3 separate regions of the Homo sapiens genome follow, and all the other regions are linked to region 3. A link is a contact called in ENCODE Hi-C or POLR2A ChIA-PET data. All regions are on one chromosome and are shown on one strand. The core of a region is the stretch at or near the end of the contact, and the rest is flanking DNA. Distances in the headings are between cores, read along the strand shown.

Evidence for each region. Hi-C counts contacts between places; a loop is a spot of excess contacts on that map. ChIA-PET counts read pairs that join two places held with the same protein, here RNA polymerase II (POLR2A). Pooled maps may share reads with other maps.
Region 1: a loop to region 3 is called in a pooled map, with 5 times the contacts of the local background. The contact joins two enhancer-like sites. A Hi-C loop is called at or near these places in 2 of 50 pooled maps. POLR2A ChIA-PET finds 5 or more read pairs at or near these places in 3 of 52 experiments (PC-9, Panc1 and activated CD8-positive, alpha-beta T cell).
Region 2: a loop to region 3 is called in a pooled map, with 3 times the contacts of the local background. The contact joins the promoter of SEPTIN9 here to the enhancer-like site in region 3. A Hi-C loop is called at or near these places in 2 of 50 pooled maps. POLR2A ChIA-PET finds 5 or more read pairs at or near these places in 2 of 52 experiments (PC-9 and activated naive CD4-positive, alpha-beta T cell).

What each region holds. Positions count from the first base shown.
Region 1 is chr17:77,324,049-77,327,122 of GRCh38, forward strand. The region is part of intron 2 of SEPTIN9 (septin 9); the gene reads left to right. Among named protein-coding and RNA genes, the nearest start is that of SEPTIN9-DT, 44 kb to the left of the region's middle. RefSeq lists enhancers at 996-1,265, 1,376-1,685, 1,877-2,795. Within about 2 kb of position 1,648, at least 34 of the 41 ENCODE cell types and tissues checked have a DNase peak (open chromatin) inside an H3K27ac peak, as active enhancers do.
Region 2 is chr17:77,279,887-77,283,011 of GRCh38, forward strand. It overlaps SEPTIN9 (septin 9), which reads left to right and starts at 1,613. Exons shown (of 12, transcript NM_001113491.2): 1 at 1,613-1,668. The coding sequence starts at 1,650. It overlaps SEPTIN9-DT (SEPTIN9 divergent transcript), which reads right to left and starts at 2,011. Exons shown (of 3, transcript NR_136503.1): 1 at 1,726-2,011. RefSeq lists an enhancer at 1-342 and a silencer at 1,944-2,107.
Region 3 is chr17:77,211,206-77,214,079 of GRCh38, forward strand. SEC14L1 (SEC14 like lipid binding 1) reads left to right here. Exons shown (of 17, transcript NM_001143998.2): 15 at 745-996; 16 at 2,109-2,287; 17 at 2,713-2,874. The coding sequence ends at 2,818. Among named protein-coding and RNA genes, the nearest start is that of LACAT1, 41 kb to the right of the region's middle. RefSeq lists enhancers at 860-969, 1,310-1,359. Within about 2 kb of position 1,391, at least 9 of the 41 ENCODE cell types and tissues checked have a DNase peak (open chromatin) inside an H3K27ac peak, as active enhancers do.

The DNA.
Region 1 (3,074 bases), core at 398-2,897, 110 kb after region 3:
CTTCTGGCGGCTCCCGAAACCCTTGGCGTTCCTTGGCTCGTGGCCACACCACTCGACCTCTGCCTCCGTTGTCACGGGGCCTCCTTCTGTGCCCTAAATCTCCCCCTGTCTGTCTCTCATACGGACAGTCTTTCTCGGATTTAGGGCCCACTGGGTAACCCAAAATGGTCCCATCTCAAGATCCTTAACTTCATAACGTCTGCAAAGACCCTTTTTCCAAATAGGCCATGTTCATAGGCTCTGGGGTGGATGTAAATTTTAGGGGCCACCTTTCATCCCCCTGTTGTCCCCGTGTGTCTGGATGCACAGCATGGTTCCATGTCCCAGACTCCTTGCTGGACCCCTCTGGCCCTTTGGGGTGGCCTTTGGCCTTTTCCACTCGTTTCTGTGCTCCTGGTGAGGTGTCGGGGTCGGGCTTAGCCCCTGCAGGAATTCTGGGGACAGCATGGAGCCGGCAACTCCCCACCAGGCGTCTTCCTACCTGCCCAGAGCTCATGGTTGTGAGGGGTCTCTCCTTGTGGTTTTGATTTGCAATTCCCCAGTGGTTAGTGATGTTGAGCATCTTTTCGTGTTTATTGCTCATTTGCACATATTCTTGCAGAAATGTCTGTCCAAGTCCTTTACCTGTGTTTGATTTGGATGATTGTTGTTGCTGAGTGTTAGGAGATCTGTAGATTAATATCCAGATACTAATCCCATATCTGACCTATGATTTGCTGCCATTCCATGGATTGCCTTCTCCCCACGTTGTTAGTGCCCTTTGATATGCAATTTTTTTTTTTTTTTTTGAGATGGAGTCTGACTCTGTTGCCCAGGCTGGAGTGCAGTGGCATGATCTTGGCTCACTGCAACCTCCGCCTCCCTGGTTCCAGCGATTTTCCTGCCTCAGCCTCCTGAGTAGTTGGGATTACAGGCACCCGCCACCACACCCAGCTAATTTTTGTATTTTTAGTAGAGACGGGGTTTCACTGTGTTGACTAAGTTGGTCTCGAACTCCTGACCTCAAGTAATCCACCCGTCTCGGCCTCCCAAAGTGCCGGAGTTACAGGCGTGAGTCACCGCACCCAGGCTGATATGCAAATATTTTAAACTTCTATGACGTTCCACTTTATCTATTTGTTCTTCTGTTGCCTGTGCTTTTGGCGCCATATCCAAGAAATCATTGCCAAATGCAACGTCAGGAAGCTTTTCCCCTGTGTTTTCTTCTAAGAGTTTTGTGGTTTTAGCTCTTGAGTTTAGGTCTTTGATGCAAGTTGAGTTGATTTTTGCATGTGGTGTAAGGGCTGGTCCAGCCTCATGCTCTGGGCTCTTGATTCACTTCTCTTCTTTTCTCACGCCCAGCTGGTTCCGCTGGGTGGCGGGGAGGAGTGGGGAAGTCCCGGGCTGGGCCTGCACTCGATCATCCCCTCTCAGGCCAGCCAGGGAGTCTCAGCTCCTGCCCAGGACCTGGCTGGACGTGCTCCCTACCGGGAAAGCCTGGGCCGTCTTTCTAGGCTGATGGCAGGGCCAGCCCGGGGCGTCCTGAGGCCTGCCCTGCGGACATGCCCCTTGTTCTAGGTGGTGTGGCTGCCCGGCCTGCGTGTGAGACCAGCTGTCTGTGCTTCAGGCCATGGAGGCTGAGTGTTTCCAGCCTGTCCCCTTGCTCGGCTCTCCCTCTGGGGAAGCCCCTGCAGCCCATTCTCTGCCTCCGCTTCTGCCATCTGTGCCTTTGTCTGCTTCCTGTTTGGAGGTGGTCATCCCTGGGGCCACCCCTCATGATCTGGACACAAGTCTCCATCCTGAAGCCACCACCCAAACCCCTGTGCCTCAAACCCCTCCCACCCACCACATGGGTTTCCACTGTGACCAACTCAGCAGCTGATGAAGCTTCCCTTGGGGCTCTCCTAGCAACGGGGAGCTGGCTTTCCCGGAGGCCTGGCCTCTCCCTAAGTGGAAGTGGGGCGTGAGGGTGTCAGCCTTTTTCTGCTGCCTGGTGCTCTAGGTTGGCTTGTCACCCCTGGAAGCACTTGCCATCCTTATACAGCACCCCACACCCACCTCCCCGCCTCCTACCCCTTCTTCCAAGGGGTCATCTCTGCTTCCCTCCCCACCCAACCTCACCCATGTGGTCCGCCCAGCAACCTTTGACCCCCAACATGACAAAATAAACCTCCCTTGCCGGTCACTCATTCATTCATTCAGCATTGGGTGCTCCCTGTGGACTTGGCGCTGGGGTCCCGTGGAGGACAAAGCCAGACACAGTCCTTGCCCTCATGGGACTGCACAAGTGCAAGACCACATCAGTAAACGTGAAACACAGGAAGTGACAGGTGTGACAAAGGGGACCAGTGGCAGGACAGAACCTGCGGTTCGTAGGACCAGGTCAGGAGGGCTGCCTCGGGGGGACACCTTCGGGCTGAGCGCAGAAGGATGAGGGGAGTAAACCAGGCTCAAACCCAGCAGGCAGAGGCGATCGCTGCAGGCAACCGGCAATGTGTTCAAAGGCCCTGGGGCGCGGGGGGCTGAGGCCGGCAGCACGGCAGGAAGTAAGACTGGGGTTGAAAGAGACTGACTGTCATGTTGTGAAATATACACTTGGTTTTCATCTCCATTTCCTGGCACACAACTCCTAAAATCCTTGGAATCTCCAAAGTGATGTCTTTTTGGATGCTCATGATTGACAGACCAGCTGGCAGCTTCAGGATGGTTCCCAGGGAAGACCAGGTAGAATCACAAGGTTCAGCACCACCCCGCAACCTCCAGGTAGGGGAGAGGGGCTGAAGGTTAAGCAGATCATCAGCGGCCAATGATTGAATCAATCATGCCTTCGTAATGAGGCCTCCGTGAACACTCAGAAGGATGGGGTTCCGGGAGCTTCTGGATGGATGAGCATGTGGAGGCTCCTGGAGGGTGGAGCGCCTGGGGAGCACATGGAAGCTCTGCGTCCCTCCCCCATACCTTGCCCTACACATCTCTTCCCCTGTATCCTTTGTAATATCCTTTATAATAAACTAGTAAATTCCATGAGCCCCAGGAACATGTGTAAAAGAAAAAAAAAAGAATAAACCATAGCTGCTGTAGCAAGTTAATCCTAC
Region 2 (3,125 bases), core at 363-2,862, 69 kb after region 3:
CTGCTCCCCTCCCTTACAGCACTTCCCTCCCGAGGCCTCCTGAGCCTCTAACCCCCAGATAAGGAAAGGGGTGGACTCAGTTGAAGTCCAGTGTCCACTCCGGTCCAATCAGCTCTACCTGGGGTGAGGGGAAACTCCTCTGGCTGGGCTGCTCCCTCTGCAGGGCTGTGGCTGGACAGATTACTCAAGAAAGGAAGCAGGTGGGCCGGAACGAACCCACGGTGCCACATAGGCCTCCGTTCTCATGCATATAAGTTTCCCACACTCAGGCAGGAAATGAAAATGCTTCTTGGACCCCCAAGGAGAGTAAAGGAGAGGGGAAGAGGAGGAGGATTTTTCGGGGCTGTTAGTGACACTTTCAGCCTCCTGTGCATTTTTGGGAGGGCTGCAGGAGAAGGCAATGCTGCGCCCCTACCCAGAACTAGCGAGCGCTTCCCAACTGGCCTCCCGCCTTCCTCTCGTCCTCTACGGCCTCCATTGGCAGCTGTGCAAGGGCCCGGCCCTGCCTCTGTCTCTCCACACTCGCTGTGATACCTCAGGCCTCCCAGGCTCCGCCACGCCCTTCCCTCTTTCGGGAACAGCTGCCTTCCATCACCTTGGCTGCCTGGCTAATTCCTGCTCATTCCTTAAAACCCTGTTTTGATTTCGCCTCAATAAAACTCTGACACCACCCTCCAGTCATAATTAGTCACTTCTTCCTCTGTACGTTGGAAACACCGCTTTATCGTGGAGACTTTAAGGATATCCAAGTAGAGAGAATTCTTCCGTGCAAGTTTTGCATCCTCTCACCACTGCCTGCGTTACCCGAGTTGTAAAGGGCGGCTCCCTGTGTCTGCCCCGCTGCACCGATACACCGAGCTGCGCACGGTGCCCAGCGCAGGGAGAACAAATGATCATCTGTCCAACGCGCCCATTTACAGGTGAGGAAACTAAGGCTCCAACTCAATCGACGCACTCTGCCCTTTTGATTACCAGAAAAGTAGCAGGACAGGTGTCCTGTCCCGCCCTACCCCGGCCCACTAAGCCGGCACCCCGGCTCCGACCCCCGGCTGTGCCCGGCGCCGCCGCGGTGCCCGGCGCCGCCGCCTCGCCCGGCGGGGCCGCCCGGAGCGCCCGCACCTCCGCCCGCTTCCACCTGGCCGGGCCCGCCCCGCCCGGACTCGGGACTGGGAAGTGCGGCGACTCCCGGAACCAGCCATTGGCGCCAGCGCGGGGAGCTGGGGGTGCAGAGCTGCGGGCGCGGCGGGCCACGCAGGCGGCCCCCACCCCCGGCCTGGCCTGGTCTGGTCTGGTCTGCGCTGCCGCGCGGGGGCGCCCCCTCCCAGGCCCGGCGCCCGCCAGCCCCGCTCCGCCAGGTGCAGCGCAGCGCAGGGGTGGGCGGGGGTGGGGCTCGGCGCGCACGTTCACGGGGCGGGGAGGGGGCGGGTCAGGGGCGGGACCACAGCCGGCTGGGCCGGGGTTCTATGCGCATCTCCGGGGAGGGGCGGGGCGGGGGCGGGGCCGGGGCGGGGCCCGGTCGGTGCACTCCAGACGGCGGGCCGCCCCCTCTTCCCGCCTTCCTACTACCGGCCCAGGATTAGCGCCCTGGGAGCGCGCGCCCCGCTGCCTCGCCGCCACACTTTCCTGGGAGCGGCGGCCACGGAGGCACCATGAAGAAGTCTTACTCAGGTGGGCTTCGCGCCCGGGGTGGGGAGGGGTCGGTGTCCCGGGACCAGCGCTGCTCACCTGAGTGCCTGCGGCCGGGAGTGGCGAGGCGCCCCCGGAGCTGAGCGAGTCCCCGCGGCGGGCACACTGCAGGTCGAGTTCCTCCCAGGACAGGGCCGCTGTCGGGCCGCTTTCGACCTGAGCCGACCGTCCCCTGCGCTGTCTCCAGCCCTTGCTCGAGTGTCGGAGGGGCTGCCCTGGGGGACGCTCCCTCTTCCTCGCCCCTTGCACCCTCGCAGGAATCGCTGACTTTCCAGGTCGGCCGGGTGCTTTGGGTCCCTGTGCGTCTGTGTGGGTGAATGGGGTCGGGGCTAGGTGGAGGGGTGTCCTTGGGTTCAGCCTCTAGGGCTGGTGGTCCAGGCCGCAGCATCCTTTCTTCGGATTCTCTTCGGTTTCTCCTCTACTTAGTGGGGCACGGGACGGCCTCCAGATGGGACCGTCCAGCAGCGCCCAAACTTGGCGACTCGGGTTCACGTTTTGCGCTCAGGACGCCGCCCGCGGCTGACATCCTCACTCCACCCTAGCAGGGCCCGCCTTAAGTAGGCGAAGGGGGCCTGACTTGGGCCTCACCATGAGCCGGTTCAGGAGCTTTCATTTCATAAGAGGCTCCCGCTCTGGCACTCTGAAGTTCCATTTCACAGATGGGCACACCGAGGCCACAAGGGCAGGTTAAGAGAAATCCAGATCTTCATTATTTGTCTTTTCCTTCCTTTTTTTTTTCCTTTGTGGTTTTCTCCAAAGGATCCAGGCAGGCAGGATCCTTTGTCCTCCTCAGTCCTCAAATTATAAATAGCGTCTCCTCTTCTAAATCTAGAAACCGTTTGTTTAATGTCCCTCCTTTAATTCATTCAGATAGAAAGGTACCTGCCAAGGATCCATGAATTAATTTTTATTGATAGGAGAACAGAATCATGGGCCTTAGTTGGAGGTGAAGGAGTCATCGGGGCCATCCCCCTGCCTTTGGGCCATTGTCGGTTTCCTCTGGCTTTCCATATTTAGGAACCAAAATGAGTGATAAAGTACCTTGTCTCAAAGAGGATTACTCAGAACTTCCCCGAAAATACCCTTCTGGGTCAGTAGCTTAGAATTTCAACTTTCACCCGGTTGTTGCGAACAAGATGGCCCTCTACGCACCCGGAGCACAGCTCTGTCAGGAGCGTGGGTGGGTTGGTGTGCTGGTGGGCGGGAGCGGGCTTCCAGGTGGCACATGCTTGGTTTTGGCACCGGGGCTTCCTCCCCAACATGCTCCAAATACTTGAGATTGTTGTGGGGATCGCGCGGTGCATGGCCCTTTCCAGGGGATCTCTAGCCCGCCCAGGGAGGGCCCTTTGCCCTTGGTTTCTTACACTTTACCTCCCACTGGTGGGTCCAGACAGTGGGGGTGACCGGGGTCCTCCCAGGTCGTGGGTCCTGGGTTTTTT
Region 3 (2,874 bases), core at 141-2,640:
GGGCTGAGAGGGGCCGTGGGCCTGGCTCTGCTGCTTCCTTAGGTGGAGTTTTCAGTGACTGCAGAACTCTGCACAGCTGCTTTTCATTCTCACGTCCGCCCCCGCCCAATCTTTGAAACTAACTTTGATTATTCCCTCCTGGGTAGCTCTGTCGGTGCTGTGTAAGTTTGGTTTTCAATTGGTTCTCAGCACCCAGGGGGTGACCACCTCAACCCCATCTCTACTATGCCAGGGGCTCATCCCGCTCACCCAGCCTCGCCACTGTTCTCTCGTGTGAGCCTCACACGGCAGGCCCGGTTCCATGCCCCTGCTTCCCCCTTGCTGGGAACGCTGTCCTCAGGCTCCCCTGCCTGCTCTTTCTTTAGCTTTCACCTTCTCCAGGGCCTTCTGTTCTGTCCAGCCCAGGGCAGTCCTCTGAACCACTCATGTACGAGCTCACAGTGTTTGGTGTTTCTAAGACCTGGCCTCTTAGAGTGTGTGTGAAGATGGTGTATGGGAGATCTTGGACCTCTAGGTGCAGGTCACAAAGAACACAGAGCTTGGTGCATGACATGTAGCAGGATCCAGCGGTTGAATGGATGGTGGTGTGTGACTCTGGGGAAAGAGATCCGTCCATACGCATTCAGCGTTTCCCTCCCCAGCTTCAGCACCTGCACCCTGGATCCCCTGGAGAGCACGATGCGCTCGCAGCATGCCGGCCTGGTGCTCGTGGATCGTGGCTGCCTAACGCTGCCTCTTTTTCAGATTCTCATTCAGATTGTGGATGCCTCGTCAGTCATCACTTGGGATTTCGACGTGTGCAAAGGGGACATTGTGTTTAACATCTATCACTCCAAGAGGTCGCCACAACCACCCAAAAAGGACTCCCTGGGAGCCCACAGCATCACCTCTCCGGGTGGGAACAATGTGCAGCTCATAGACAAAGTCTGGCAGCTGGGCCGCGACTACAGCATGGTGGAGTCGCCTCTGATCTGCAAAGAAGGAGAAAGCGTGCAGGTAAAATCACACACAGGTCAAATCGCGCATCCGTGACTCCACACGGCCAGGTGATTCTGTCTTGAGTAGACTCTTTGCTTCGCTCCTTGAGCAGCCCTGTGTAGCTTTTGAGGCCCTGCTTGTGGAGGAGCAGCTTGCCTGGAGGAGCAGGAAGCCAAGTGGGTCTCGTAGGAAGGAGTTCAGGCCTCGCAGTGGTTTTGGACAGAATCTGCGACTTTTCCCAAAAGCAGCCTGTGACAGGAAGGGAAGGCATCGCACGCACGGGCCCAGCTGGGCTTCATAGGATTTTTCCCCCCCGCCTCATTTCACCGGGTTGTGTTTGTCTTTTTCAAAGGAAAATCACCCTAAATAGAAGTAAGAGGGACAAGTACTTAGAGAACTATTAGCTCTCATTACCAAACCTTCTAATTTGTTTCAAATGCTTTCAGTTCCCTTTTCACATTGTGGCTGGTTATTTTGGGTGCCTGTGCTCACAGTAGCCTCGGGGCGGGGGCATTGCTTCTGGCCTTCATAATAGATGCATCGTTTTGCTGCCTTTACAGTTTTCAGGGGTAAGGCTTGTCAGTGTTTCAGTGGTCTTAGAGGCAGAGTAAAAGAATCCTTTGTCCATTTTAAAAACAATGAACAGCTAAGCTGTGTTAACCAGTCATGAATTTCGGAGAGAATGGAGAAGGAGCTTTCCACGGATTGACGGCTCACTTTAGGGTGACGTGCCTTCAGCCCCGAACATGCTGGATGATTGGCAGCATGTCAGAGAAAGTGAGGCCAGGTCCAGGGAAGCTGTGCTGAGCCCTCCCTCCAGCATGGGTGCCACCAGCCTGCCAGGCTCCTGCCTCCGTAGGTGGGGTGGGCTGGGCAGGCCTCGTGAGGGCCACGGACATGGAGCTTGTCCCTCCGGGCTTCCCAGCACCCGGGAGTGACCACACTCAGTAGAGGGAAGGACATTGTCAAACCTGCTGCTGAAGCAAAATAGCAGGTTCTGAATCCCATTGAGATAGTTTCCGTAGCTACATGAAATCCTAAAGACAGTCCCCTTGGCGCTTGTCAGGCCTGTGGTAGGCCAGGGGTCGGAAGCGAGTCGCCCTCAGCTGCCACTGCCCTACTTGTTCTAGGGTTCCCATGTGACCAGGTGGCCGGGCTTCTACATCCTGCAGTGGAAATTCCACAGCATGCCTGCGTGCGCCGCCAGCAGCCTTCCCCGGGTGGACGACGTGCTTGCGTCCCTGCAGGTCTCTTCGCACAAGTGTAAAGTGATGTACTACACCGAGGTGATCGGCTCGGAGGATTTCAGGTGCGGCCACCCTCGCCACAGCAGGTGCTGCGGACAGCTGGGCATGGTTGGAGGGAGCCTGCAGTCCCACGCCGTGTGCAGGATCAGCAGTGGCGGCGGGTGTCAGGAATGCTTGGAGGGCCAGGAGGGAGTGGCTTTGGGGTCATTTGTTGGCACGGTGACTCCCTGCCTGTCTGCAGAGGGAGAGTGTCGGAGACAGAGCCGACTGACTGCCTTTGCTTTAGCTCACACTGCCGTCTGCGTGCAGGCTGTGGGAAGCCGGTCCCCCTGGTGGGTTACTCATGTCCATCCCCCGTTTGCAAGCACTGATGGGGATGAGAAGTGAGCAGAGAACAGGGTGGGCCACGAAGTCCAGCAGGCAGTGTGGGCCGGCGGGTGGTTGGCAGGGTGGTCCTCACGCCTCGCCCCTCCCTGTGCCATTACAGAGGTTCCATGACGAGCCTGGAGTCCAGCCACAGCGGCTTCTCCCAGCTGAGTGCCGCCACCACCTCCTCCAGCCAGTCCCACTCCAGCTCCATGATCTCCAGGTAGTGCCGCGCTGCCTGCACCTAGTGTGCAGAGGGGACGGCCGCCCCTCCTCGGACAGC